Regions from separate parts of the Mus musculus genome. Here all the other regions are linked to region 1. A link is a loop called in an ENCODE intact Hi-C map of the cell type or tissue named here. Cell type or tissue: left cerebral cortex. All regions are shown on one strand.

The links. Hi-C counts contacts between places; a loop is a spot of excess contacts. Peaks named below come from ENCODE experiments on the same cell type or tissue, not always from the same donor. Only the 100,000 strongest peaks of a DNase experiment are listed, where the experiment ranks them.
Region 2: a loop joins it to region 1, with 5 times the contacts of the local background. A loop is called at or near these places in 17 of 42 quality-filtered maps.
Region 3: a loop joins it to region 1, with 8 times the contacts of the local background. A loop is called at or near these places in 5 of 42 quality-filtered maps.

Annotation. Positions count from the first base shown.
Region 1 is chr19:44,291,303-44,299,302 of GRCm38, forward strand. Scd2 (stearoyl-Coenzyme A desaturase 2) reads left to right here and starts at 2,374. Exons shown (of 6, transcript NM_009128.2): 1 at 2,374-3,109; 2 at 3,602-3,884; 3 at 6,738-6,868. The coding sequence starts at 3,086. In left cerebral cortex, CTCF peaks have their summits at 2,752, 3,652 (motif pointing left) and 4,649 (motif pointing left); DNase peaks (open chromatin) are centred at 536, 1,462, 1,816, 2,689 and 8 more places; H3K4me3 peaks cover 6,371 bases; H3K27ac peaks cover 6,429 bases.
Region 2 is chr19:44,190,881-44,198,880 of GRCm38, forward strand. Pkd2l1 (polycystic kidney disease 2-like 1) reads right to left here and starts at 1,562. Exons shown (of 15, transcript NM_181422.3): 1 at 1,160-1,562; 2 at 541-654. The coding sequence starts at 1,394. In left cerebral cortex, a CTCF peak has its summit at 4,442 (motif pointing right); a DNase peak (open chromatin) is centred at 4,454.
Region 3 is chr19:44,403,157-44,411,156 of GRCm38, forward strand. Scd1 (stearoyl-Coenzyme A desaturase 1) reads right to left here and starts at 4,553. Exons shown (of 6, transcript NM_009127.4): 1 at 4,230-4,553; 2 at 3,331-3,604; 3 at 9-139. The coding sequence starts at 4,253. In left cerebral cortex, a CTCF peak has its summit at 4,325; DNase peaks (open chromatin) are centred at 4,361, 4,775 and 5,189; H3K4me3 peaks cover 2,298 bases; H3K27ac peaks cover 1,269 bases.

The sequences.
Region 1 (8,000 bases):
TAGGAACACCCTACAATTAACTTATTTACTTAATATACCAATGTGGGGGGTTGTTTTATTCTTACTCTCTTGAGTTGAAGGGTCAAAATTAAAAACTGCCATACACTGTGTGTCCTTTTTCATACAGAAAACTTTATAGTCCCGTCCCCAGCTTCCACGCACACACTGTGCATTGCTGTACCAAAGAAGCCTGCACTTCTCGCATCCCTGCATCCCTGCATCCCTGCAAACGCAAGCATAGGCAAACATTCATCACATATTACCTATACCTTTCAACCTGGTCACTTCGTACTTCTTGATGCCAGGCCTCATGCTGTGCTGTATCATCCCTATCACACAGCTTTATTGAAGCTGGCCCACACGGGATGAGACAGGCAGTTTCCTATCTTGATTATCAACAGTTAACATGGTCTCCCACCTTTTCTTCCTGGAACCCTTAACTCATTCCTTTTCTAGGTTTCCAGAACTTTCTCCCCAAGGGAGAGAAATGTAGGACTCCTGTTCTACGTCATTGTCTTGGCAGGCCTCCCTTGCTTTCTCCGATAGACAATGAATGCAATGGCAGCTGGCTTAAGAAACATCACCAACCAGCTCTGATGCAGGCAGCACTGTAGGCTGCAGGTTGAGGGAATGTAAGGGCAGTTTGTCTCCAGTGGAGAGCTGCCTTTAGTAGCAATCAAGGCATTCCAAAGGAAACACTGTGTCTTCTTCCCCAAAGCAGCATGCAATAGATACTTGGAAATCCCAACTCATCTGGTGGACCTTCATCAGTATCTGGAATAGTAGCATGGAGGGTGATGCTCCACCACACACACACACACACACACACACACACACACACACCCTGTGGATGATGGGAGTGGTCCTTTTAAAAGAGACCCCAGGATTTGGAGAGGCGGTTCAGCCATTAAGAGCATTTGCTGTTCTTTCAGAGCACCAGAGTTGGATTCTCAGTTCCCACACAGACTGCTCAACTCCAGTTCCTGGGAACCTGCCACCTCTAGCATTCTCAAGTACCTTCACACATGTGTGCATATGCACACACACACACACATGTCCGTATAATTACAAGTAATACTAAATCTTTTTGTTTGTTTTTAAAGAGAAACCCCAGAGACAAAGCTCACCCCTTCCCCATTGAACACAGAGATGGCCACCTAAGAATCAAAGGCCCATTCTTGGCAGAATCAAACTGCTGGGGCTTTGCTATAGATACCCAGCCCCCAGAACCGTGAGGAGCCAGTATCTGTTGTAAAGGCCTCACAGTCTAAGGGAGTTTGTTTTTAACAGCCAAGGACAAAGGACAAACCCACAGCTAGTAAAAGATCAGACATCACGCAGACAACCCAGGGGGAAGTGACATCTCCAGATAACTTCACACAGTACCTCTGAGCCTCCGCCAGCCATTTGCTGAGGACACCTGGTCTTGTTCAGCATTCTTGGCTATGGTCAGTGAGCCAGGCCTGCAATGGAGGTGTCTGGTCACAAGCCAGAGAGTTGGCAAGCCCCTGAGACCAGAAGGCAAGAGGTCTGGTTTGGTCTCAGGAAATGCCTGGCATCTCTCTTCTTGAGAAGACAAGATGTCTATCAACCCCTTTTCCTAGAGGTGGGAGATACAGTAATGGGGTGACCTGGATACAGAAGGTACTCTGTGAATGCACCGCCTGCATAGGCTACAAGTTCTATCTCTTGAAAGAGTTAACACAGGCCCCAGAGAAGATGGGGCAGCGAGGGAGGTGTGTTAGGTCAGAGCACCCAAGGTTCAAGGGTCATAGGGTCCTCTGAGGAGTGGCTTGAAAGCGTTTCAGCACAGCTAGCTCCTCCCCTTGCCGGCTGAACAGTTTATCCCATCTCCGTATGTCCCTATGTCCCCTTCTTCCTGCTTAGAGTGGAAGAACAGGGCTACCCACTGAGCGGTCACAGAGAACCTTGCAGTAATAATTTAATACCCACTCTCTGTTCCTACTCCACATACATAAGGCTCCCTCGGCTAGATGCTTTTCGGCGGTTTTCAGATAGCAAACTGCAAACTTTCAACAAAAGAGTCTCCTAAAGGTGCCACATGTATTCGCAAGGCGTGAGGTGGGAAGTGGGGGGTGAGGGGTGGGATTGAGATACTGCTGACTGACCTTGGCTGTGCTCTCGGAGTGTGCACAGTGACCATGGTGACCCAGACCAGTGTGAATGGGCAAGCCACAGATCTATGAAAACTTGATTACAGTACCAGAGCTCCGAGTTATTATCTGGTAAGCATCCTGGAGCTGGTGGGCAAGGCTGAGCCATTGTTCCAAAAGGGACTACAGAGGCGCCTGTTGGGGAGGGAGGCCCCTCTCAGCTTTGCTCTCTGTTGGTGGTAGCCATTTCCCCTCCCACGCGCCTCTGGAAATGCAAAGACCGGATGGAGTTGCAAGTGGTCGGCGCTCTAGTGGCTTTCCCACTTTATGTACCTCTCCGCGTCTTCCTGCCCCGGTAGCCAACCCCCACTGCTAGATTGGGTCTTCTCTTCCAGAGAAAGCGCTGAAGCGCCCCCGTGGCAGGGTGGGGGCTGGGTGGAGGACCAGCGGGGGATGGGTGAGAAGCCAGGAGCAGAAAAAGAAGGGAGGAGGGGGGGGCGGAGCTGGAGGCAGAGGGAACAGCAGATTGTGCAGAGCCAATGAGAGCAGCAGGACGAGGTGGTACCAAATTCCCATCGGCCAATGACTAGCCAGAGTTTACGAAGGCCTCATTAGCATCGCCCCCCTCCGCTTGGCTAGGGATGGGACAATGCGGTGTTGGTGTCTGCAGTATTCTGACTCCTGGACACCGGTGGCTGCAAGCTGCGATTTTGGCGTCCTCTCATTTTCTATCCTTATCTCCGCCCGCGGCTGCCCTGGCCAGCCAGTTTTTGATTTTTTATCTGGTCATTGATCAATATAACGAACCTAAGGATATACAGGACATTAATACCCCACTGCCAGCTCTGGCCCAGAGCTTGTACCGCGCAGCGGGCTGCAGAAACTTAGTCATAGCACCCTTTGTCGCTGAGGTCTGAAGCTCGCTGCACGTTCTCATCCCTGGGAACGTGACCCCAGCATCCGACGCCAAGATGCCGGCCCACATACTGCAAGAGGTGAGCTTACACCCCACCCCCCACCCCCTCCTCAGGTTGGCGGTTGCAGATTGGACTTCTAGGTGGGTGGCTGTTGAGGGTTGGAGAGAGTTCAGAGCAGCTGGGAGCATTTAGCCATCATTTCCGAATTGCTCAACCTTGATAGATTGTTTCTGGACCGGGTGATAACCGGATTTTTACTCAGTACAGTTGATTGTCCCAACTTGTGTTTCTTAAAGTAAAACCTGACCTCTTTTCGATATGCGCAGATTTTCCTTTGTGAGTTGCTAAGGGTGCTGCTAATAAAGCGTCCTTTCCTGCCCCTTCATCATAAGGCTTATTCCCGATGGCCTGCACATTTCCGTGTTCCATTGGTGCGCTCTACAGTCATGCAACCTTGGCACTGGGGTATGGCCGTTATTGCATCTCTCCCGCAGTTATATTAGAGGGAAAGTAACCCCTGCTGCCCCCACGCGTCTGCAGTCCCTAATTCTCCACCCCCTCTCATTGCAGATCTCTGGCGCTTACTCAGCCACCACCACAATCACAGCGCCACCTTCTGGGGGACAGCAGAATGGAGGCGAGAAGTTTGAAAAGAGTTCTCACCACTGGGGAGCAGATGTTCGCCCTGAACTAAAAGATGATCTATATGACCCCACCTATCAGGATGATGAGGGGCCCCCGCCCAAGCTGGAGTACGTCTGGAGGAACATCATTCTCATGGCCCTGCTGCATTTGGGAGCCTTGTACGGGATCACACTGGTTCCCTCCTGCAAGCTCTACACCTGTCTCTTCGGTGAGCAGCACCCCTTGTCTTGGGCCAATACTTCAGATTTCTCCTTGATCTTTAAAGAGGTGGCCTCTGGTCTCTGACCCAAGGCAGTGGCCCTTTCTTTTTGGTTCTTGTTGGACCAGCTGGACTGGGCAAAGAACCTCGTGGTGTTAAGAATGGGGGGAGGGGGGAACTTGAGTCTTGAGAGTCTCATAACATTGATGCAGAGGTCTCTGAGCAGGCTTTTCTGTATGAGTCACTTGATGGCACCTGTCCCAGCTTTGCCTGCCACAAGAGAAGCAGGGCCTGCCTCAGAGACGTCAGAGCCAAGAGCTAGACCACGGGCCTAGTGGGTAACCTGTTGAGTCCAGTGAGGGGACAAAGCCATGGGATGCTGTTTTAGGCAGAGAGAACAGAGGGTAGGTTATAAGCCTAACTGTTTGGACTTCCTGCCTGGCCAGACTAGGCTGGTTTGCCTGGAGAAAGATGACGAAGGCTCCTGTATATCCAAGTTCAAAGGTGTATGGTACCACGATTTGGTACAAGCCAGTCAACAGACCATTCTTAGAATAAAATAAGATTGCAGGAAGGTTTTACCTTCTATTCAGCCTTCTGCCCCTCTTTTCCTGTCCACATTGTGCTGTGGCACTTTTCTCTCCACACCTAACACATACCTCCTGAGCAGGAAGAGAGCCTGGAGCAGCCACAGCCCAACTGTGATGAGTGTGCCCCTGTGCCACTGACCTGCCTAGCTCAGCTGCCCAGGGAGCCATGGGTAGTGCTGCCCCCTAGCGACACGCATGTGCTTTGCGGGTGGTTACACAACTGAACATTGAACCAGGAAGGAGGGACTGCATCTATAGTCAGGGCCTCTTGCTGCTCTCAGAGAAGCGGAGAGCAAGGGTTTCTTTAGAACAATTGATTTTCTAGAACAGTATCTGCATGTAGGTACTAATGGCAGGTCTCTTGCAGGACAGTGTATAGAAAGGCTGGTTGTCTCATTGTTGGCTGTCTCTCTGCCTCAGTCCTCCTAGGTCCTATAAGTGGTGAGATTCGATTCTTGAGAGTTTTCCAGGTACCAAACTTTTTCTCCCAAGACAAGGTTTCTCTGTGTAGCCCTGGCTGTCCTGGAACTGGGTCTTTAGACCAGACTGGCCTCCAACTGCAAGATCGGCCTGCCTCTACTTCCTGAGTTCGGGGATCAAAGGCGTGTGCCACCACCACCCAGCTCCCACTCATAGTCTTCACATCTTTGTCAAAAGTAGGAATGGAATACTTCTTTAGAATAGTTGTGTGCCCTGCCAGCCTTTTCCTGACTCGGCTGCTTTAAGAGTCTTTTGTACCTTTGTGGACTCCGTAACTCTGGAGCCGAATAGGTGCTTTTGACAGCACAGAGAGATTTTACAAAGCTCCACCCCCTCCCCCTCCCCCTCCCCATCCCGATTCTGAAGTTAAAGCTAAGAAAGAGATAGTTCCTACCCACCATTGTGAACACTTTTCTGGCAGACAGGGGAGGGATCTAAGTCTCCTGTTTGCTAGACGGAGAGGTGGACTGAAGAGGCCTAAGACTGCCTAGGTTTGTGTGTCCTGTGTGGTTGTGCGCACAACCACACACACACACACACACACACACACACACACACACACCCCTCTACCCCATCATCTGAGTTTTGATCCAGTCTACTTGGGTCATCTGCAGCATAAGCCCTTGGTGCTCAGCGAAGGGCTTTGGCTCTGCCCAAAGCCATCCCGTGATGCAGGGCTCTGGTTACCCTAGGATTTTTCCAGATAGGAAGGCCTTTCATCCGTGGCTGGTCTCCTGGGATCCTGTAGGAGGTACGGGAGTTGGGAAGGAGGAGAGAGGGGTCTCAGGAAACATGTTATCTGACTGCAGAAGGACGCAGCAGTTGGTGCAATGTGGGGTGTTTCCAGTAGCAACTAAGTTCTGTAGTCTGTGAAGGTCCTTTGTTTCTTGGTGTTCCTTGGGAGGGAGCCAGTATTAGCCTATTCTACCAAGGCCCCTGCTCCCTAGTTCTGCAAATAGGGGGAGGGTGTCAGATGTCTGTACCGCTCTCTGTCCCAGTGAGATATCAGGACTGTCACTTCTTGAGCCTTTCTGCTTCAAGGACAGTGAAGCAGTGTTTTTCTGCCAGCTTTGAGCATCTAACATTCTGCAAGGACAGGACCATGGCCAGGGAGAGAAACAAGACGAGGGAGTGGATATGCAGATCTTAGGGGCTGAGTAGTAGAACGGAAACAGGTGATGGCGGATGGAAAACTCACCTTCGAACAGTAGACAGACGACCTTTTCCAGAATCTGTTTCTTTAATAAAAGTGCTTGGTACAACTAGTAGTACCTTGTTCAAGGTGTGTGGAGAATATGAGAGTATTAGTACCCTTGGTAATGTTTGCGCCACTATGCAAATCTGACTTCCCGTTATGCTGCTGTGGTGTTGAAATGCACCTTTGCTAAAAGCCTTGTGTAGAGTTAGCTATTCAGTATGCCACTGCTTGTCTTTTCCAGTTAGCCATTGCCCAAGCTGTTCTGGCTGGTGCTTCAGAACTGCCCTTGGATATGGGTTCTAAGTTGAGGAAATGCAGTTTCCTGACCAGAAATCTTTAGAGGACTGCTAGAGGTCAAAGAACATTGGCCCTGGGAATGAAACCCAGTGATAGCCAGACTCGTGATGACCAGTGGTACCAAATGTTTAAAATGTATGAAGTTTCTACAAATCAGTGCGCCCCAGGGCTGCAGGGAAAACCAGGCCTTTACCCAAAGGCTAACTGAGAAGCTGACGGGTGCCAGGAACCTGTCTTTGGCATACTTCCCTTATGGATCTTGGCTTGTTGGTGACACCCAACTTTCTGGTCCTACAGCGTATTTGTACTATGTAATCAGCGCCCTGGGCATCACAGCCGGGGCTCATCGCCTGTGGAGCCACAGAACATACAAGGCACGGCTGCCCCTGAGGCTCTTCCTCATCATTGCCAACACCATGGCGTTCCAGGTAAGAAGTGGGTGCTGTGGCTGTGTCTCCGCCCAGGGGTGGGTAGTCAGGGATCAAGGTCTGGATAGTTGACTAGGACAGCCATTGTTTCTACTGCTATGTGGTCCCCTAGAGTGAAGATCAGTGCTGAAGTCCATATACCATAGAGTCACTTGTAAAGGGAAACAAGAAAGGGTCCCCATGTGCCGGGTCACTTTTCATCTTAGAGTCCCAGGGGTGTCACACAGCTTGGCAGTTGTGGGTCTTTAGTATAAAGGGCACACAAGAGCTGAGCACTGACTCTGGTTTCTTAGACCATAAGTGAACCGTTCGTTTTAAAGTAACTGTCTTAGACTCTACCACAGTGGGATGGACACGGACCCACAGGTGTCGTAAGACCCTGGGGCTCTTTTAAGTCCTCAAAGCCATTTGAGGAAGTAGACACAATTGTTGCTACCCCTCTACAAGCGCCGGAGCTTACACCGGAGAAAAGACAGAGACTTGGTAGAGGACCCTCGTGGCTCCTAAGCTCTTAAGGACACAAGGGTAGCCACTGGTGGGTTTAATTTGCAGCAAGATGAAACTAGGAAACCAAATTGGTCCTCTGTGCCGTGTCGAGATTTGAGATGCTCACCAGATTTGCCAAATCCTCTCTGGTGGAGCAACTTTACTTTTCAAAGATCCCTAGTATTCTTGGGGGACAGAGGGGGTGTGGAGGAAGAGACAGTGGTGTACTCTTGAGGTAAGCCAGGATGCAGACAGGCCCAGAGGTCCTTGGGTGATGTACCTGTGCTCGGGAGTTACCTGCTGGCCTTGATCCTGGGCAGAAAGGGCTGCCACTTGGTGAATGGGTTTCTCCACTGTTTCTACAGAGGAGCACCCCAGGAGTCAGGCCACTTGCCTTGTAACTAACTCTGTGAGCCATAGGATAAGGCGCTCCATGTGAGCCCTGCCCCGAAGTCCCTGCTTGGAAAGCTGCTATGGGATTCTCCAAATGGCTCATTGGTTAAAAGTGCTTTCTGTGCAAGCCTGACAGTTTGATCTTAAATCTGGAAGGAGAGATCTGAGTCCTGAAAGTTGTCCTCTGACCACACATGGGCCGTGACACGTGTGCACCTGTACCCACACACGTAAAATTAGCTTTAGGATTGAC
Region 2 (8,000 bases), 100 kb before region 1:
TCTGTGTGCTCCAGCTTGCTCACAGCCTACACTGTGGTATTGCTACATCTCTGAACCTGGACATCAAAGCTCCCCAGATAGTGTCCCACACTATTGAACCCCAAACCCTCTTCTCAGAAACTCTCCGAAGCCTGAATCATTTTCTTTCTGGCCCTAAGAAACACGGATCATGTGTTACACAGTAACCAATCACACAAAACCCACTAAATAAAAGAGGGGACCCTCTACCCTTTACAAAGGGTTCAACATTTCCACCGGTCAACACAATACGGTGGCTGCTGGCTCAGTAGTAGGCACTTGGATGTGAAAATCAGGTTACCTAGTAATCTCAGACGAATCTCCTTTTATTAACAATATTTCCACCCACTGGGATTCCTCCATTGAACTCAGTGTGAGAAGCCATAGGAGTTGCTTATTGGTATTTACACAAAATTCCCAGGATCCGCTTGCCTAACACAGATGAATACTGCCTGGGAGGTACAGACATTTTACACACTCGTGCCTCTTACAGGCAGATGGTCACAGGCAGCGGCTACTCACACAGACAGATGTCCACGAGGAACACTATGTATACCACAAGCTCCCTCAGGGTGGTCTTGACATAAAGCTCCCTGTTCTCGGCTGTGTTCTCAGTCAGCGTTGTCCCCCACAGTCCTACGGGCGTAGAAAGAAGCTCTGAGTCCCCAACAGCACATCATTTTAGTTATCCAGCCCTCCCTGTCCCTACCCCATCTCCACTGGTCCTTCCTCACCCATCCTGTAACCCCCGGGACCTGACACCCACACCCCTGCCTCCCTGCCTGCCTGCCTGCCCTCCTACAAAGTCTCTGTGAGAGACAGGGTGAGGTTACTGGGTCAGAGTGAGGCTGTGAACAGGGCAGGCATCTGTTTCAGGTGGGGTGGTCTAGAGCCTCCTCACTTCAGTGTTCCATGAACCACGCTCTCCCACAACTCCTGGATTCCAAGGTAATGACTGTGCTAAGTGAGCTTTCTGGCAGACCAGGAGCCAGGCGTCTGTCCTGGGGCAAGCAATCCTAACACCAGCTAATCAAAGACACCAAGGTTTCTTCTTTGGGTCACTTTTGTCCCCCTCTCAAACCTAAGGTCGTCCCTTCTCTGACTCTAACTCTCCAGGAAAACCTCTCCTTGTGCCCCGTACCTCTGATGCTCCGACAGATATGGAGACAGCAGCTGGACACCAGGGTTCTCTGTGTCTTCTCCTGGCATCTGACTTCTGGCTTTTTGGGTTGAGTCTCAGGGAGAGCCACACTGGAGACAGTGCAGATCCTCAGCGTCCTGTTCGGGGAAGGAGGGTCGCTGTAGGCAGGATTGTCCCAGGCTCTGTTCCCCAGGGTTTGTAGCTCCTGATTCTTGGGGCTTTCCATACTATTCATGGGGACAGGAGGTAGAAACCTGCCACCACAGGTGCCCACTCTCACAGGAGACACAGGGACAAAGACCCAGACTGACACTGGTAGCAGAGAGCCCAGGCAGTATTGTCTAAGAGCAGCTGATCCTTTCAACCTCGGCCTCCTGTCTGGGTGGGGGAGCTGAGCTCACATAGGAGAGGGAGCAGGAAGGATGCAGATGGTCATCAATCCTTCAATGAGCTCTCTCTCTCTCTTTTCTCTCTCTCTCTCTCTCTCTCTCTCTCTCTCTCTCTCTCTCTGACACAAAAGGAATGGAACTATAAGGGGAACTGGAATTGAGAAAAGAAAGGGGTGTGAGGATGTTATGCAGACAGACTAGAAGGATGGGGGAGGGGAGCAGGGGGGTGTGCTAGGGCCAGATAGAACCCGGAGTAGGATGTTCAAATCTCCAACTGTTGAGTTGGTCAAAGGGCAGGGACAACGGGGGAGGAGGGAGGGAGCAGTAGAGAAGCTAGGAGAAGAAAGGGTTGCAGAGCTCTGTGGTGGGTGTGAGCTGATACCACTTAAAAAAAAAAAAGGCTTAAAGGGACTACCATGGATTAGGGTGAGGACCAAGCCCAGGGATGTGTTCCTTGACAGCTCTATCAGTAGTCTCCCAGGCCCTTCAGTGTGCCTCCTTCAGCTGTCCCCTGGTGACTGGAGAAGGAGGCTCCCAGTGTGCCCTTCCCTTAGAGGTCAGTGAAAGACACAGGTGAAGGCAATCAGGCTGTCAGATCTTAAGAGATAGGGTCTCTGCTGGTGACAAGAAAAGGAATGCAGAGTTCCAGGCTGGCTTTCTTTCCCTGACGTTTGGCTTCATGGCTTAATGGTGACACACACCCTTAGAGATGGACCTCTTGAGCATGTGGGGCTGGGTAGGGAAGGCATAACTCGGGGCCTAGGGCAAGGGTGAGGTGACATCTGTCTGTACCAGATGATCTGGTCAATCTTTTCCTGGGACGTGACTTAGCACTAGAACTGTAAGCTTCAGCATAAACTGAGTCCGAGAGCTCTTGGGACCAGCAGCATCCCGTCTTGCTCGCTTTCCTGAATGGAGACTTGGCGTGGACCTCTGGTCACAGTACTGCTTGTGCCCAGCTCTGGCCTTTGCTCATTTGCCCAGGTTTCCCTGTAAGCAAGAGCTGTGGCCCAGAATAGTGCTCCTGCTGAAATGTTGGTAGTTGTTCATCCAAGGTGCTGCAGGGGACTCTTCTAACCAAGGATCTTTGCCTACAGTTACTTTAGCCACATTGGCTTCAAGTCTGCCTTCAAGTTCAGCAAAGCATAGCAGCCTGGAGGAGATCTCCAGCCTCAAGTACTCCCAGAGGAAGAACTTAACCTGGTTTAAGCTCCACCCCCTGATTAAGCCATGTTTCCTAAATCCTAAGACAGGGAAGAAAGGTCATGCTCCCTGAACCTGTGACATGAATTTCTTGGCCAAGGCCAGGACACTGGAAAGGATTGACTCTCTCCATGGTCTGACCCTCCCTAGAAGGACAAGTGTCCATCTCTCCGCTGTTCCAGTCAGTGAGATCCACTGCGGTGCCAGCTTTCCTTGGAGAGAAGGGCGAGAAGCTGGGCCGGGGGGAAGCATCTTGCATTGGATCAGCTGAGCGAGGAGGGAGCCAAGAGCCTTTTAGGCAATTGCACAAGGACTCCAGACTTCTATCTAACTTTGGACCCTGAGGTGGAGTCAGGAACAGGGTGACAACAGTGTGGTCCTTGATAAAGCAAAGGGAGGAGCATTCAATGGCTTCCCAGTCCCTTGGGCAATCCTGAATTCTGGAGGAAGCCTGAGATCAGCTGAGAGAGGTCTGAGTGGACCTGAGGACACTCCTCCTCGCGTGACAAGTCTCCTCATGTGACAGAGCTCCAGGCCACATCGTCACTCTCCTGGAACCCATCCAGTCCCTTTTCCTGCTCATGACTGAGCCCTTTTCCTCGTGTGTGGATCACACTATACCGCCCTATGGGGCAGGCTATGCCGCGCAGGTTGAGAAATCTCAGAAGAAAAAGAAGTCACAAATCAAATAAAAATTTCATGATGATTTTTGTTTGATATTTCTTCAAGTTCTCAAGCCCCATGGGTTCTTGACTCTTCCTGTTTAAAAAAAAGGGGGGGGGCAAACAGTATTGATGGGGGAAGCTCAGACTCTCAAAAGTGAATTTGAGCAAAACTCCTGGGTCTAACGCTGCCTCTCTAACTCACCAGTGGTATGTTGCAAAATGAGAAGCTAGCAGGGTGTTAAAGAAAATAGCTCCCCTGGAGGGTTGTCTCGGGCTAAACTACCAAACTTTATAAGGTTTTATAAGCTGTGTTCTTAAAGCACAGGGCAGACTTCACATCTTCTGGTAGCATCCAGCCCTGAGCTGTCCACTCACACAGCTCATTGTAAGGTGGACACTTTCAGGAAGCACTGTGTTGACATCATCTCCGAGTGACATGGAGATCAGGATGTACCCAAACAGCTACATGGGGTGATAGCTGTGGGCTGGAGGGACTTGAAAATTGTGGAATGACAGAGCTCTTAACTAAAGACAGGTCATGTGGCCCATCAGTACCCAGATCACACTTGGTCAAGAAGCCCATTAATCCTCTCAGTAGGTTGGTCTCCTTTCTCCATTGGCATGAGAATTGGGTCTGGTGCTCTCCTGGTGTGGAGCGGGAGGATGGCCACCCCTGTTTTCCACCAGTGTGTTCCGTTTCTTGACATGGCTACCTTGAAAGACTTCTTCAGAGCTTTCTGGGTTTACCAGACTCTGTCATGCTGGGGTGTCATGCTGTGTGTGACAAGAGCCACATTGAGTGGGATGGCGGGTCCCACTGCTGCTTCAGAGAAAGGGTGAATGGAATGTGTCGTGGCATATTATCTCAGCTAACTCGCATGGTGTAAGTTTTTGTTGCTAGATAAAGATTACCTGGAGATCATAAAGAGAACCTCTTTCCGAATTAGGCTTCAGGGAATTTATTCAGGGACCCAGTGAATTAAGTCCTTCGGCAGAAGGCACTACATAAGTGCTTTGTCCTCTGTGACCACCAGGTGGCGGCAGGATGGGGGCGCAGTTCCAGCTCAGTACAGATGAAGACTCTCCTGAAAGAAAAAAAAATCAGACAGGCACATTTGGAAAGCAGTCTACTCAGCAGGTCCAGGTGCCTTCCCCTCCCCCCTGTCCATTCCTTTTTCCTTTTTATTTGCCTATGGGGAAAACTCTCGTCTGGATCTGTCAATATGAATCTTAATCCCCAGGGATTGGTCATTACAGAAGCTGCCTCACCATCTCTATGGCCCTAGTTCCTCAGAGAAACAGGCCAGAGTGCAAGACTTTTAGTGAGGCTATCCCTGTGAGAAAGCAGGAGGTGGCTGAGTTTACCATGCGTGCGTGTGTGTGTGTGTGTGTGTGTGTGTGTGTGTGTGTGTATCATTCCTGATACTCATGTCTGTCCCTGAGTGAGGGAGACAGGGGGACAGAAGGTTAGTGAATGGCTGTGGTGTAACCTAAAACAGGGTTGGTTAGGGCCTTCGGGGAATCAAAAAAAAACATCAAGGGTGCTGGGTTCAGTGCTTGAGTGCACTGGCTGCTCTTCCAGAGCACCCATGTTTAATTCACAACACTCACTTGTTAGCTCACGACCATCTATAACTCCAGTCCCAAAGCCCTCTTTTGCTCTCTGGCGGCACCAGGCGTGCACTGGGTGCCCAGACATACATGCAGGCAAAACACCCAATACACAAACAACAAAAATAAATCTTTAAAAAGAAACAGACCACCAAACAACCCCTGTATCCCCAAGGACTGGGCTTGCTCCCCTCCCTGATTGGCCTCTCTGCTTCTGAGACATTAAGGAGAACGCTGCCCCAGGCAAACAATCTTGCTCAGTGGCTCTCCCTGTCTCTGTAGTTGAACGGTGAACAACATCAGGTCAATGCCCTTTCTTTAGACCCAGTTTCTCAGGTTACTCTACCCTGAGTCAACAATGAGGTCACCGGAGGTGTGCTGGCTAGTTTTATGTCAACCTGACACAAGCTAGAATCATTTGGGAGATAAGATAACTCAATTGAGAAAATGCCTTCATAACCTGTGGCCACAGGCAAACGTGGAGGGCATTTTCTTAATTAGGAGTTGATGGGGGAGGACCCAGCCTGTTGTTGATTGGGCTATCCCTGCTGGTAGTCCTGGGTTCTATAAGAAAGCAGGCTGAGCAAGCCATGTGGACCAAGCCAGTAAGCGGTACCCCTCCACGGACTCCAAATCAGCCCCTGCCTCCAGGTTCATGCCTTGTTTGAGTTTTTGCCTTGGCTTCCTTCAGTGATATGGAAGCACAAGACAAATAAACTGTTTCTTCCCAAGTCGCTCTAGTCATGGTGTTTCATCACAGCAATGATAACCCTAACTGGGACATCTAAGCAAGGCCAAGTAGGTGACAAATCAGCCACAGCTTTGCCAGGTGGCCCAGAGGGTCTGGAGGCTGATGTCATGTATCTGTAATATGTAGGTGCTAATATTTGTCTGTGGAAAACAACAATTTGTAAGCAGAGTACTGGGGGATGAGCCAGTAGCTGCCTGCCTTGTCCTAGGGTGGCCACAGTTAGGGTCCCAAGCTGACTCTGGGCTTCTGTGAGTGCTCCTGAAGGCTGAAGTTCTGTGGTGGCATCGAGGGCCCACTGAGCATGGGTCCTGGGCTTAGCTCTTCTCAACTGCTGTCCTCAGCTTAAAAGGGGATAAATGAAACCAACTCTCTGCTGCTTTAGCAGAGGACATGGAGAAACCCGGACCCCACGATCACATCTGGACCAGAGAGTATTGCAAATCCAGAGTGAGTTAACCCTGAGCTTTGAAGGGGAATTTCCCAGACCTGGCAAGGTAGCTGTGAAGTCTGGAAATGCACCAGGTTACAGTCATGTGTGCTTTGGACGCCAAAGGCAAAGCTGAGGGCACTGTGGGTTTTCCTTTCTCCTCATGGGCAGGAAAGATAAGAAGGCGAACTAGGTCAGAGAGGGGGGTAGAAGACCTCCGCAGTTAGCCTAAGGGGAACTTCAAACTGTCTCTTGCTGAAAGATCAGAACCACAGTCCAGGGTGTCTGCATCCTGGAGTGGGTTCATGAGACAAGGGTGGATGGTGGGACTGAGAGAAACAAGTGCTAATGAATACACTTCAAACTTTCTGGTTAGCAATAGCTACATGTCCAGCTCTGGAACCTTCTGTGGAATTCCCAATGCTGGGAATTTATCTGATATTTGCAAACAGCTAACGTGTAGCCAGCCATGCGCAGACTCTAGACCTCCCAGCCCAGAGCACACAAGAAGAAATTTTTAAATGCTGCTCTGTTACCTCACCGTAAGCCTGTTCCCTAGTCCTGTCTGATTCTCGGAGTTGCTGTACTGAGATGGCCCCTCTCCCACTTCCCCATTTAATACACTATGGTTGTGTTCTGTGCCATTGCATGCTGGCATGTACAGTTTGCTTGGGGGTTTTGTCCACTTTGTCTTAGAAATGTGTGTGCTCAGGCTGGGTGTGGTGCCACGTGCCTGCAATATCAGCACTTAAGAAGTGGAAACAGGAGAATTGGGAGTTCAAGACCAGCCTCGGGTACATAGAGAGTTCAAATCCAGTCTGGGATACATGAGACCCTGTCCACCAAAAAAAAAAAAAAAAAAAAAAAAAAAAAAAAGCCAGACATGGTAGACCCATGGTAATCCCATTAGGAGGCAGAGGCATGCAGATCTCTGAGTTCAAGGACAGCCTGGTCTACAAAGTGAGTTCCAGACAGCCAGAACACCCTGCCTCAAAAAACAAAGAAAGCAAAGAAGCAATAAAAATCTGTGAGCTCCCAGGGGTGGCAGTGAACTTGACTTAGTTGCCTCACATGAAGAAGAGCCTTGGCTTTCTGCTGAGCACATGGGATTCCAATCCACAGGGCAGGCAGCTACCCGGGTGTAGGAGTGTGGGATGGAGAAGCAGAAACTCCCAGTTCTAGTTCTGAAAGATAGTCATGGATAAGTCCCTGTTCCCCTGAGAGGACACCCTAGCTTCCAAGAGGTGACCGTTTCTACTTGGGGGTAGTCTCGGCATGGGGTGATCTAGACACATCTCTGCTGTTCCTGAGATCCAAGATGGCTGTAGGTTTAGGACACCAGCTGGAGCCTTTGCAGGGATCTGGGGAAGGAATGTGACTATGGTGTGCCTTTGGTTCTCTTACGCCTGTGCCTTTGGCCTTGTTATGGCTGCGTTACAGAGACTCCGTGAAGGACTAACATAACTCGTGCAGGTGTCTGACTCAGATGGACGGATTCAAAAGGGAACCTGTTTATACTGCTTTCTGGTTTTGCTTTTTTAAATCTTCTGAGCTCTTGAGCAGAAATGTTTCGACATGCTTGTTAAAGGCTGGCAAGATGGCTCAGGGGGAAAAGACATTGGCTGCCAATCTAAATGACTGAAGTTTGATCCCTAGAACCCACGTGGTAGAAAGAGAAAAGCAAATCCTGACTGTTGACCTCTAACCTCCACTTGGGCTCTGTGGCTTCCAAATCCTCATTCTCATTCCCCAATGTTAGTGCAACACACACACACACACACACACACACACACAC
Region 3 (8,000 bases), 110 kb after region 1:
CTTCTTACCTGGAACGCCATGGTGTTGGCAATGATAAGGAAGATCCGCAGGGGCAGCCGTGCCTTGTAAGTTCTGTGGCTCCAGAGGCGATGAGCCCCGGCTGTGATGCCCAGAGCGCTGGTCATGTAGTAGAAAATCCCTGCAAGACAAGACAGTGGGAGACTCACCAACAGGCAAATTTCAGTAGTGGAAGTTGCCAAGGCGCCTTCCCTGATGCCAGTGTTCTTTGGTTTTGGGGTGAGGGTCTGTTTTTCACGGAACCATAAGAATCCCTTAGTCTCTCGGGCTTAGTAGCTTTTGCCCCTCAAATGGGCAGAGCTGCCAACTCTTCCAGCAGAGCCCAGGGCCACAAATGGGAGCCTTGTGAAAAACAGCAGATGCATCAATCTGAACATGAAGCAGTTAGGGAAACCCTGAGTTGTAGGGGGCATTGGAGGGATGCAGGGGACACAGTCACATTTAAATATGACAGAAGGGACTGTGGTCCACGTCAGCCCTGAAGCGTCCTGCTTACAGTGCTCTAAGTGACCTTAGGATTCTTAGGCTGGGGAGATGGCTCAGCAGTTAAGAGCACTGACAGCTCTGCCAGAGGTCGTGAGCTCAATTCCCAGCAACCACAGGGTGACTCGCAACCATCTGTAATGGGATCTGATGCCCTTTTCTGGTGTGTCTGAAGACGACGACAGTTTCTCCATATACATAAAATAAATAAATAATTTTTACAAAAGATTCTCATATACTTGCTACATATTTTAAACAGGGTACCATGAATACTGTATTTAACCCTGGAACTTTGAACAGCAGAGAAAATCTGAGTTCAAGGCCAGCCTGGTCTACAGAGTTCCAGAACACTCAGGGACACACAGAGAAACCCTGTCTCAAAAACAAACAAACAAAACCAAACCACCCACAAACCCCTTCTACTTTCCAGTAGAGGAAGTATATCCCAGAAAGGTTAGGTCTGAACAGGGCTACACAATTAGCAAACTAGGAACCCAGTGCCACAACATTTTCCTGACTCATCATCTTCTAGGCATGCAGGCTTAGAGGACATAATTTCTTTTTTTGTTTGTTTGGGTTTTTTGTTTGTTTGTTTGTTTGTTTTGAGACAGGGTTTCTCTGTGTAGCCCTGGCTGTCCTGGAACTCACTCTGTAGACCAGGCTGGCCTCAAACTCAGAAATCCACCTGCCTCTGCCTTCCAAGTGCTGGGATTAAAGGCGTGCGCCACCACCCGCCTGGCTAGGATACTAATTTCTTCTTCTAATATCTTGAATGGGTAAAGAGGTCCTTTGCATCCCCAGCTCTTCTCTGGCCAGCACTCACAGGCTGGGACAGAGGCTCTGGTAGACACTGCTTTCATGACTAAGAAGCAACAACAACAACAACAATAGATCCTCAGAAGCCATCGACTTTTGTTGCAGTCAAGAGGTACACACTGCATAATGTCTATGTCCTGTAGCGGAGACAGAAACCTTCTAAGCAGCTTCCTGTGCACCCCCATTTTCCTCTTCCAGAGTCCTTGTGAGCCAGAGTCAGTGTCTGTCATCCAAAGTAAATTCTAGCCACATTCTCTCAGAGATGATGTCTGCTACCCACGGTCATATGGCAATCTGATTGTCTTATGTACCGGATCTGACCACACTGTACCAGAGCTCCTCAGAAAACCACTAGCAATCAATGGGAGAAAAGAGAAGGTTTGGGGCAACATAGAAGTCCTCAACTTTACACCAAGGAAGTATACATGTTGGGTTCATGCTGTAGATGACCCAGGCACAATCTAGACCACATATGTCAACAGGGGAATTGGGACAAGGACACAGGCACACTGGGATATTCTACCCAAACCTCATCACACCCCATCCCTTGAACTATCACGTCCACCTGTTGGTAAAGGAACATCTGAAGAGTTATTGTAAGCAGTGGGCTAGATCCGTGGTGGCCTTTAATTCCAGTACTTGGGAGGCAGAGGCAGTCAGATCTCTGTGAGTTGAAGGTCAGCCTGGTGTACAGCGAGGCACTGTCTCAAAAAAAAGGGGGTGGGGGGTAGACGGGAGAAGTGGGCTGGAGACTCTTTGAGTCTTGAGCGTTATCAGAGATCTCTTCAGAACTGGGTTCTTTTGCCGAGTTAATAAAGAGAATAAAGGGGCTCTGGAAATAGCTTTCTCAAGATAAAGGCCGGGAAGCGGGGTAGCTAGCCTAAGAACAGAACCGCGCTAACCCCCAACAAAGCACTGCTGCTCTACTTGTGACGTGGAAAAACAGCGGATCCTCTCAGATCTAGGTCATCTGGACAACTTCTAAGAGGACACTCCCAGGACCAAATTTAACTACTTAGAAGACCTATGAGGCCCAGGGCAGAAGAGTTAATACCTGGCTAACTATCCCTCTCCCAACCTTATGCTCTGAGAGAGCTGCCACAAAATACCCACAGCTATTACTGTTCCAGAGAAACCTGCCATGTCTTAAGGAGAGGGGACCTCTCTGAGAGACCCCCTGCTTCTCCTTCCCAACTCAGGTTTCTTAGACGAAACCACATGTAAAGCTCAAATGTATCCCAGAGGTGGCCCACACCCAGTGAATCCCCGGGGAGCTGAATTAGAGGCAGGGCTGCTGAAAGTCCATTCTCTGCCAAGGAGGGGTCACCAGGGCAAGAGGACTGGACTTCCGAACGCTTTGGGTCCTTCGCACTTCATGGTCTCAGGGGACACAGCAAGAGCAGGCTAGATGTGGGAATGGAACCAGAACCTTATTTCATTCTTTTAACATGCTGCTGATTCGCAGGTGCTGCACCCTGGAGAATGACCTGGCGCAGAACACCCACCTGGAGACTGGGTGCTGTAGAAACCTGCATCGTCTTTCCCCAAGGCAAACCAGCTTGGTCTAGTCAAGAGTTTGGAGTCAGAATAGTTGTGTGGAAATAACTGCCTTTTGTCCCTTTCTTTTCAAGGACTGCTCTGGTACAGTGTCCTCGGGGTCTGTTCCCTGCCCTGGCTGAAGAGTAGTCCACAATTGTCCCTGACTAGCACGGGATTTCCCATGCCTCTCAGGTAGGGCTGGGTTCTCTTGGGTCAGGTGGGGCCAGGATGCACAGCTTAAGCAAGCGTCTCATACAGAAAAGCTTGTTCAGAGAGAGTTGCTTCTCTGCCTCAGGTAGACCCCTCCCAGTCTCCTGCACAGGGACTCAGTATTCATGTTAAGTCCCACAAGGAACCAGAAAAAAAGGCTGGGGAAATCTGAACAGAGCAGCCACTGCCTTGGGTCAGAGGGTACCTTATTAGAGAGCAAAGAGAAATCTGAGGCACTGGCCCAAGACAAGGGGCGCTGCTCACCGAAGAGGCAGGTGTAGAGCTTGCAGGAGGGAACCAGTATGATCCCGTACAGGCCTCCCAAGTGCAGCAGGACCATGAGAATGATGTTCCTCCAGACGTACTCCAGCTTGGGCGGGGGTCCCTCCTCATCCTGATAGGTGGGGTCGTGAATATCTTCTTTCATTTCAGGACGGATGTCTTCTTCCAGGTGGAGGGGCACCGTCTTCACCTTCTCTCGTTCATTTCCGGAGGGAGGTGCAGTGATGGTGGTGGTGGTCGTGTAAGAACTGGAGATCTGCAAAGAAAAAATTCAGTCGGGGGAGGCCGATCTGTGGGGCTCTCTCTCTCTGTCTCTCTCTGTGTGTTGTGTGTGTGAGAGAGAGAGAGAGAGAGAAATAGGAAAGAAGAATGAAACATTTATAGCCTCAGTAACACACAAAGGGATCCCCGTGTAAGTTATACAAGTATCGGTAGGACGGGCTTTTCTTTAAAGCAGCGGTTCTTAACCTGTGTCTCACGCTCAGCCCCTTTGGGGGTCAAATGTCCCTTTCAGAGGGGCAGCCCAAGACCATCGGAAAACAGATATTTACATTACGATTCAAAACAGTACCAAAATTAAAGTTATGAAGTAGCAACGAAATCATTTTATGGTTGGGGGGGAGGGGGTCACCACAACATGAAAAACTGTAGTAAATAAAGGATCGCAGCATCTTGAAAATTGAGAACCGCTGCTTTAAAGCTAAAGGCACGAAAGTTGGGACTCATCTGCCCAAATTACAATCTACACCTCTCAACCAACCGGTCACGTCAGAATTCGAGAAAGCCCAGTAGTCCGGAGAACTCTCAACTTTCTCCTCCCGGGACCAGTCACCTAGCTGCGTGGCCAGTGCAAGGAGCGAGGGCCGCTTCTGGAAGCTCACCTCTTGGAGCATGTGGGCCGGCATGATGATAGTCAGTTGCTCGCCTCACTTTCCCAGTGCTGAGATCGAGCGTGGACTTCGGTTCCGGAGCCCGTTGGTGTAGGCGAGTGGCGGAACTGCGCTTGGAAACCTGCCCTCCTGACTCTCGGGATGGGTGTTCAGCCCGGTCTGGCTGTGCACAGATCTCCCTGGGCTGGGATTTTAAAGGGTAGAGCAGGCGATGGGATGACCGTGTTCAGTATTTCCTCAGCCCCCTTTTATCGGCTGCCAGCAAAGGGTAAAGAGCGCAGAGATAGCTAGCCAAGGAAGCCAGGCGTGGAGGTGAGGGAGGGAGGGAGGGAGGGAGGGAGGAAGGGAGGGAGGGAGGGAGGGAGGGAGAGAGAGAGGGCGGGACCAAGAACGGGAAAGAAAGCCAAGTAGATTCCAGAGTAGACCTTGGAGGCGCCGGGATGCTGAAGGCATCAACAGGGCGCGCTGCTCCAACCCCCTGCCTGGGGATAAATGCTAATGTGCCTCCTGTGAAGCCCGTCTTGTCATTGGCCAAAGAGAATTTGGTGCCACCTTGTCCTGCCTTTTCCATTGGCTAGGCGCAATCTGCTGTTCCCTCTGCCTCTAGCTTCTCGCTCTCTCCTCCCCTCTTTTTCTCCTTATCCTCTTTGCTGTGGGCTGATGGGTGACTTTTCTTTAAGAGCAGGATAACGTGATTCCAAGTAGGAATTGTGTGCAAGCCTAGGACTTTGGTCTGGCGCTTAGCAAATGGTTCACTGGGGAAATCGCATCGAAAGAAGTGAGGAAGACACTGGCTACCGCCACTCACAACTCGGTCTAACTTCACATCTACCCCCACTTCCAGGCACCAGCAAAGAGAAACCCCGGGAGACTGGGATATGAGGGTGCGCCCAGGGCTCTGACCCGGGAAAACAATAGTGTATCCCTTCAGCCAGCATCCGGTTGCTGCTGCGTTCTTGACAGCACACGCTGAGTTACAACTGCACTCACTCATTGGGCTCCGTCTGCCGGGGACCGCCTCTGCTGGGAGCCAGAGCCCAATCCTAGCTGCTTCTCCTCAAACGGGACGGGACGTTTGAGAGCTCCTTAGATCCTCACGTTGAGATTCCAAGAAAAGGGACTAAGGAATCAAAGGGCCTGAGTGTGCGGTGCGAATAGCAAACAGGCACTTTGCGATCCCTAAGAAGTCTCAAGAATTTCCTTTTTGTTGAACCCACACTGACCCTGAGCAGTAGGTATTCCTTGGTACTTACTGTTATTGGTTTCTTTTTAGACAAGGTCTCTGAAGCTCTGACTGTCCTGGAACTCACAGTGTAGACCAAACTGGCCTCAAGCTTCATAGATCTGTGTCTGCCTTTGAGCTGGGTCCAGCTCCTCGGTCTTTTTAAAAAGGAAGTGAAATTTAAAAGAGTTGAGGTTACCTGTGGTCACGCTTAGCCAGTGTATGGTGGAGCTAGGAATTGAGTATCAGATGAGTGGCTCAAAGGTAAAGGCAGGCCTGGCATGGTGGCGCATGCCTTTAATCCCAGCACTCAGGAGGCAGAGGCAGGCGGATTTCTGAGTTCAAGGCCAGCCTGGTCTACAAGGTGAGTTCCAGGACAGCCAGGGCTACACAAAGAAACTCTGTCTCAAAAAGCCAAATGCAGCCTGGTCTACATAGTGAGTTCTTTTCTTTTTTTCCTCTTCTCGCTTTTCTTCTGCCTGCCTGCCTGCCTGCCTGTCTGTCTGTCTGTCTGATATCAATGGCTTTGCAGCCTACTCTACATAGTTCCTTTCTTTCTTCTGAAAAAAAAATTTAAGATACGGTTTCTCTATGTAGCTCTCACTATGTTGGAATTTGCTTTGTAGTCCAGGCTGGGCTTCAAACTCAGAGGTGTGCCTGTCTCTGCCTCTCAAGTGCTGGCATAAAGGTTTGTGCCACTAAGCCCAATTTACAAAGCAAATTGTAGATCATTCAGGGTTACATAGACCTGTTTGACAATAGCAGCAGCCAGGTTCTCCTGGGAATTTCCCCTATTCCCTCATTCTGCTCTTATCCCCTAGATCTGGGGATATTACCTGGACTAAACTGTAACACACGTTTGCCAGAAAAGACAAGGGCAGACCCAAGACAGCATGCAGTATAGGAGTCCACTACCTCTCTCCAAAATCAAGCTGCTATGCTAGTGAGAAAGCTTTGGGGCCCCAGAAAACGTTGGGTAAGAGAGAGTTGATTTCAGTGTCTCTAACTGGAGTGGAGACATAGTAGGGACCGGGTTTGTCTGTAATCTTATATGACTGTAACATGGCACCCACTGTAGACTTCAGGAGCTTCCAACCGAGCACACACTAAGACTGCATAATAGGAAAGAAAACTGTGGAAAAACACACGAGTTGGTATCAGGAATTATTAGGACAGTGACTAGCTAGAACGCCTAAATAAATACGATTTGCTTATAGTATATATTTTAAATGTTTATTTTTATTTTTAATTATATGTCTCTATGGGTGGGTTACATGTGCCCAGAGGTATGAGAATCCCTGGAGCTGCAATAACTGGTGGTTGTGAGCTGTTTGACATGTGTGCTGAGAACTGATCTCTGGTCCCCTGCCAGAGCAATGAAGGACATTTAACTACTGAGCTGTCTCTCTCTCTCTTTTTTTTTTTTTTACAATATAACTTACAACTCTCAGCACATGCCTATAATCCCAGCACTCAGGGGGCAAAAGCAGATAAATCTCTGAGTTCCAGGCAAGCCAGAGCTACCTACATAGTGAGGTCCTTTCTCTAAATAAATCAAATTTTAGCATTGTAATTCAGCACATGTTTTAGTGCAGATGAAGGGAAAGCAGAAGGTAAGTTAGAGATGAGGACGGGCATTAGAGCTTTCCTCTGGGTACCAACGGAGTCTTTAAATTCTAAGAGATTGAAAAGAGAGCAAGGAAAAAGTAAAAGTCAGGTCCCACTTAGCCATTTTAAGTAAACACACAGACCTTAGCAAGAATCCATAGAAACGGAGGCCGCTCGTAGAACTGGAGGGCACTCATAGAAACGGAGGCCGCTCACTCAGTCCCTCTCAAGCACGCTGGGCCCATTATTCCGACAAGATTGTACATATTGAGGGCAGGTCCGGGAAAGCAGGTTCACGCTTGGAAAGCCCCTGGATCGTGGCCATCTCTCTGCGTGCCTTTATCCCACAAAGCACCTGGCCAGCTGACTCTTCTGACCTAGAGGGGCACGGTGAAGATGTGTTCCATTGTCCCTCACTGGCAGACACTCTTTAAAAACTGTCACTACTATTGAAAAGGACTGATTGGCACCTAATCTAGAGTGTGTGATGTGTTTGTGTCACCGATCCCATCCTCTTTCATTAACGTAAAAAAACCTGAAGGCCCTCATGGACGGAGGAAGAATGGCCTTCGGCTGATCATGTGAGACAGTTTCCATTCTGTTTCTCTAACTAGGAAACTGTTTCCCTTTCGAGCAGAGGTCACCTCCCGTCGGAGGCTCTAGGTAATAACAGAGCAGAGTTGTCATTTTGACTTGGATTTTGTATTAATTTCATTATAAGAGAGCAAATTTTCCCAACAATTATGAAAGGAAAAAGTATTAGCCTCTTTAAAGGGTTTGTACAGATTGATGAAAACTCAGAATGATTAAAAATGAAAGTACTGAATAGGAACCCTTGATAGAATTATAGATAATCTACAAATAAATAACTAAGATTTGACTTTATTAGCTGTTAAAAAGGCAACAGTGAATATAGTTTGTTACTATTAAAG